Regions from separate parts of the Homo sapiens genome. Here region 2 is linked to region 1. The links are chromatin loops, found by intact Hi-C in ENCODE. Cell type or tissue: dorsolateral prefrontal cortex. All regions are shown on one strand. Each heading gives the region's core, and the rest is flanking DNA. Links, peaks and the distances in the headings are about the cores only.

The links. A loop is a pair of places that touch in the nucleus more often than their neighbours do. Peaks named below come from ENCODE experiments on the same cell type or tissue, not always from the same donor. Only the 100,000 strongest peaks of a DNase experiment are listed, where the experiment ranks them.
Region 2: it touches region 1 in a loop (2.1-fold over the local background); 13 of 110 quality-filtered maps call a loop at or near these places.

What each region holds. Positions count from the first base shown.
Region 1 is chr2:130,872,604-130,875,505 of GRCh38, reverse strand. All of the region lies in intron 1 of ARHGEF4 (Rho guanine nucleotide exchange factor 4), which reads right to left. Among named protein-coding and RNA genes, the nearest start is that of ARHGEF4-AS1, 37 kb to the right of the region's middle. In dorsolateral prefrontal cortex, for the core only: CTCF peaks have their summits at 1,410 and 1,614 (motif pointing right); a DNase peak (open chromatin) is centred at 1,615; H3K27ac peaks cover 2,500 bases.
Region 2 is chr2:130,824,509-130,827,410 of GRCh38, reverse strand. No RefSeq gene overlaps it. Among named protein-coding and RNA genes, the nearest start is that of ARHGEF4, 11 kb to the left of the region's middle. RefSeq lists enhancers at 1-567, 568-1,145, 1,146-1,721, 2,744-2,902, 2,876-2,902. In dorsolateral prefrontal cortex, for the core only: no CTCF peak of the experiment used is centred there; DNase peaks (open chromatin) are centred at 1,560 and 2,560; H3K27ac peaks cover 2,500 bases.

The DNA.
Region 1 (2,902 bases), core at 277-2,776:
TCCACTTCTCCACCAGCTGTTGATGCAGAAAGGGGCTCTCATCTGAAGCCAAGCAGACGTGGCTGTCTGATCTTGCACTTCCCAGCCTCCAGAACCATCAACCAAAATAAACCTTTTTAAAGATTACCCAGTCTCAGGTATTCAGTTATAGCAACAGAAAACTGACTCAGACAGTAGGTATCCAGGAGGTGGTCAGATGGAAAAGAGTGATATCGGGGCTGGAGACTGATGTGGGGCCATCGATCTGTAGATAAAGCCAAGCAATGCGCTAATCTAGAGTTTGTATGTGGAGGAACAAGAGAATAAGGCTGATGGAAAAGCCCTAAGGGACAGCCACAAGACAGAAGAAATAGAGCTCATGAGAGAAAAAGAATACAAAGGGAACAAGGGAGAAGGAAAATCAGAATATTTTCTAATTTTAAAGTCATCTTCCAGAGGAATGATGTCAGCAAAATAGCAGACTAGAGAACTCCAACAGAAACATCAAAAAACGAACCAGAGTTGCCAGAACCAACTTTGTAGGAGACCTGGAAAACAACCAAAGCTTATGGCAATTACATGCCATATGCACAACTTGGATGAGTCTCTAGAGAATAATGCTGAGCAAAGAAATTCAAACCCAAAATGGTACATACTATATGGATCCATTTTATACTATTCTTGAAATGAAAAAATTATAGAAATGGACCGCAGATCTGTGGGTTGTCAGCGGTGAAAGATGGGGAGGTGGCAGTGGTTATGAAAGAAGGGCATGACCAATGCTGTGGTGATGGCAATGTTCCATGTGGCTGTCCCTGTCAAGATTCTGGGTGTGAGACTGTGCTAAATTTTGCAAGATGCTACCAGTGGGGGGAACAGTAAAGGGTACATGATAGATCTCTGTATTATTTCTTAGAACTGCATGTGAGTCTATAATTATCTCCTTAAAAAGTTTAACTTAATTATGAAAGCAGTCGTATTCCCACTCACTAGCTGAGTCCTCAGAGTACCCTTTAAGGAATTTTGAGCAGACTTTGTTTATTTGTCATGTAAGAAAGAAAAGGTGCAGAGACATGATCCCTCCAAGGCCACACAGACAGAGGCGTGCTGAGCACACACCTTGTGGGCCTGAGGAGGGCCTGGCCATGTCAGCAGAATGACTTGGGAACAGAAGGCTCCTCAGCTCCCCACCAATGTGCTTCCACCAGGATTCCTGGGACCTGTTTTCCCAACACATGAGGAAGAAACAAGAGGATAAACTGTTGGTACAGCCGCCTTGTAGTTTGTCTACTGAAAAGGAGAAAGAACAGAATGCAACAGAACCACCAAACATCTGCAGGGACTGAGCCTCCGTTTTTGCTGATAGGGAGATCCCCCAGCGTGGGGTGAGTCGCTGGGGCAGAACAGTTGGTAAGCTGCTCGTAAAAAGGAGAGTTAAAAGCTACTTCTTTTAATTAGTGAAAGAAAAACCAGGGTTGAATTGAGGAATTGAGCTGCTGGGCCCAGGATGGCTAAGGCAGAGGCAGACAAAAACATCCACATCCCTCCTGAATCTGGAGAGCCAGCCAGTTTCAAAGCACCCAGGGCTTTCATCAACCCAGGAAAACGTTAGATGCAATCTATCCGGCAGGGGGCACCAAGGAACCCCAAACAGCTGTCACTTCCTGCAAAGCGGCCTGGATGAAATCAGATGGACCAGGGAACTTAGGGGTACCTGGAAATCCAAGACAGTATGGCCTGCACCAAACCCCACCCCTCCAAAGTGTTCATCACCCACCTAGCCCCAGGATCACTCGATCTGGCTTCTGAAAGGCAGCTTGGTATTCTAAAAAGAAGCCGCTAGCCACTAACTGGAATTAGACAGATGTCCTACTTAGTTCTGTCATTAGTTAGCTAAGTAAAAAGTGGGTCTTCTTTTCTTTTCCTTTTTTTTTTTTTTGAGATGGAGTTTCACTCCTGTCTCCCAGGCTGGAGTGCAATGGCGCAGTCTCGGCTCACTGCAACCTGCTTCCCAGGTTCAAGTGATTCTCCTGCCTCAGCCTCCCGAGTAGCTAGGATTACAGGTGCCCGCCACCATGCCCAGCTAATTTTTGTATTTTTAGTAGAGAAGAGGTTTCACCACGTTGGCCAGGCTGGTCTCGAACTCCTGATCTCAGGTGATCCACCCGCCTCGGCCTCCCAAAGTGCTAGGATTACAGGCGTGGCCACCGTGCCCGGCCTATTTTCTTCCTTCATAAGATGGGAGTAATGCTGATGACAGTATTTGTTGAACCTTTGCCACAGGCCAGCCTTATGACAACCATATGAGGTGTGCACTGTATCGCCATTTGACAGATAATGAAGACACAGCACAGACAGATCAAGTGGCTTTTCCCAGTCACACCAGCTAGGGAGTGGAGGGTTTGAATCCGGGCACTTTGGCTCCAGAGCCTGTGTGTGCCCATTCCCCTGGAGACTGGGGAAGGCAGCAAAAGAGCACGAGTGCCCACAGCCCTGCCTTGGCTGCCTGACTCAGAGGCTTGCTGCCTTGCAGCCTCTAAAGGTGTGCTCCACAGGCGAACACCCCAAGCCTCTGCATGCATGCCCCAGGTAGGCATGTGGATGGTGCAGGCATGTGTGTGCTGGGCCAGCTGCAGGCAGGGCTCAGGGCTGGCTCCACACAGGCAGGTGACCACGAGACCTGACCTCAGCCCCCAAAGTGCACCAAGGCCCCGTGAGGTGCTGCTGCTCCCAGCTGACACATACGGAGTTTGTGTCCTGGCCCATTCTTCTCCTCTGCTCCTTTGTATCGCCTCCCTTGCAACCCATAATCCCGAAACAACAGGGAAATTCTTCCCTCTGCTGAGGATCTGGCAGGAAAACAGTCTCCTTTCCAGTGACTTCTTTAGAAACCCCATTAAAAGACTTGCAGAAGTCAGACAAA
Region 2 (2,902 bases), core at 100-2,599, 48 kb after region 1:
CAAGCACAGGCCTGGTAGGGAAGGGTTGTGGGCGTGCCAGGGCTGCAGGAAGGACCCTGGGGGCTCAGCTGAGGGAGATGTGCCTCTTTGGGGGCTGCCTGCGGCGGGTGGGAGATGGGGTCTGCAGTAGTCTGGTGTGCAGGACCCTTTCCCTCAGCCTTCCCTGCCCCTCCTACTGATCAGTCAGGCTGGGAATACCCTGCTTTCTGCCCCAGCTCCTGGAGCAGGGGCTGCTGCGGGATGTCTGGGTCAAAGGTGACTTTTAGCAAGGAGAGAGGACCACAGCCAAGGGTGGACAGGTGAGGATGTGTTCCTGGGAGCTAGCCTTTGAGTCAAGGTCTGCACATGAGGAGGAGTCAGTGACAGCAGGACTCCCCGGCTGGGTGGGGTCCCTCAGGTGTGGGGTCCCTTGGGTGCAGAAAGGAGCTGGCCACAGGGGCACTAAGGGATGTGGGCTCTGAGGCCTGGCCAGAGCTGGCTGTGGGGCTCAAGGAAAGTGACTGACCCTTCTGTGCCTCTGTTTACTCACCTGTAAAACAGGGCAGCCATGTACCTGCCTTCTGGGCTGCTGTGAGCCCAACCAGGTGAACGTGTGTGGGGGCTGCGGCAGGAGCTGCAGTGGCCCAATTCAGCCCCTCCTCACGGCCTGGCCGGAGTGAGTGTTGATGAAAGAGTTAATGGCAGTCAGCTTTGTCTACGACCATACCACCCTGAACACGACCGATCTCGTCTGATCACGGAAGACAGTCAGCTTTGACACCCAACTTGCTGCCAGTGGCCACCTCTGGGGAGAGGCTCTTCCCTGCACACACCTTTGTGTGTCTGCATTCACTCATTATTGCTTTAATGATAAGTGGCACCAGTACGAGGAAGTGGGACCTGCTGCTGACCATGCGGGATCGTCCCAGCTCATGACTGGCCCTGGGCTTCTCCCAGGGACCTGCTCCACCATCTTCTTCCCATCCAGAATCCTTGGCCTCGCCCAGCAGCCCTCCGATGGGCGTGATAATGGCAGGAGGATTTATTAAAACCGGGGGTTGGGGGTGCTTCCTGCCTCCTGTCGCTGCAGTGAGGCTCAGAAAGTGAGCAGGTGAGGCGAGGAACATGCGGCTCGCATCACTGCGACATCAGCGTCATTTCGCACAGTTCTGTGTCTGCGCTGGCCCTAAGTTATCAGCTACCCCTGCCAAGCGGGTTCCTCCAGGGAGAGTGACATGTCATCCATGCTGGTGCATCCTGCACCTGCGCCACGCAGGTTGTGACACAAAGCCAGGGTGATGGCGAGTGTGGAGCGGTCCTGGGGGCTTCCAGGGTGCGGCAGCAACAGAAGTGGAGCCTGACCCGTGGGGCAGGGCCCCCGAGGAGAGACCGAGAGCACCTCAGACTCCCGGCTCACGGGAGAGGACCCTAAAGGGGGACACGGGGGCAGCAGGCCAGCCTGGGAGCCAGGGCCAGGCTGGGGCGGGGAGAGGATGGCTGGGCCGGAAGGCGCCAGTCTCCAGGGTGACGCTGGTCTCAAAGCAAGAGGCCAGAATGGGCTTTTGTGTGCAGCAGATGGGGGGAGTGTGTTCCCAGGGGAGAAAGGGGTGGAGGCAGGAGCGGGCAGCAGGAAAGAAAGGACCATAAAACATGGCAGGGATGCCCGCCTTGCACCCTCACTAGGCAACAAATGGCTTTTACCCCAGGCCTAGGCCAGGGGCTGCACGCTCTGAATAGGGGACTGACTGGGGGCTCTGGGGCCTGAGAGAAGCACCCCATTGGGGTGGAACAGGTTTGCAGGCCTGCAGCCTTGTTCCCACGGCAGGACCTTCTCCCTCCTGGGTGAGAGGCAGGAGACGGCCAGGTGTAGTCGAAGGAAGAGTGATTCAGAGCCAGAAGCCCAGTTCTCTGAGCTGCAGACTCACCCTGCACTGTGGGCCTGCCCAGGCTGTGGATTCTGTGAATTCTGTGTCCCATCTCAGGGGCAGGCCTGGCTCTGAAGGGGAGCATTGGTTCTCGGGGGGTGGCCCTGCCTGACCCTGGCCCCACCTGTCTGTGTTTCAAGGTGAGGCCACTCGGGGTGGGCGAGGGCTCCTTTGATGGGCAGACAGCATGAGGGAGGGCGTCTTTTGAGGGGGACACTGCAGCGGGGCAGTGTCCTGCATGCTAGGCCTGGTGCCCACACATACCCGCTTTCTGAAAAAGGGGCTGAGGAGCCTGCCTGTGGGGAGGAGGTGAGGACCCCTCAGAAACCTCCAGGATTTCTCTCAGACCCCAGCGAAAGGCTTGTGCTGGGCCAGCCTTTGTGGGATGGGGGTCCCAGCCCCATCTCCCTTGTAGGATAGGCTGCAGGCTGAGCCAGAGCTCAGTGCTTTGGTGCAAAACCTGGGCAGGGGATGGGCAGGCAGCCCTGCAGCATGGCCCACCCACCACAAGGTGACCCCTGAACATTGCACCCGGAGAAGCTTCATCCTGTGACCTATGCCAGCCTGTGGGATGGACACTGGGTCCCTGTGCTTGGGACCCAGGCCAAGGAAGCTCTGAACAATGGGATATGCAGGGAGAAATCAGTTCGCAGACCCGCGGTGCCTGGCTCCTGGCCACTGCGATTGTGTGCCTGTGTGAGACGCCTTTACAGAGGGCACAGTGCATGCATGCATGTGTGTGTGTGTGTGTGTGTGTGTGTGTGTGTGAATCACTCCTGCTTACATACAAAACCTCAGAGCTCAAGCAAAACAAAAAGACTGAATGAGACCCATCCCACGAGGGGCACTTGAGAGCCTTTGCCTCTTGGTGACTCATCTCCCACAGGCAGCAGGAAACAAAAGAGATTCAGGGGTTTCCCCACAGTGTGTGTTTACGTCATTGTGAATCAATTATCTTCCACATGAAACATCACAATTTTCAAAATAGGAAGCAGTTT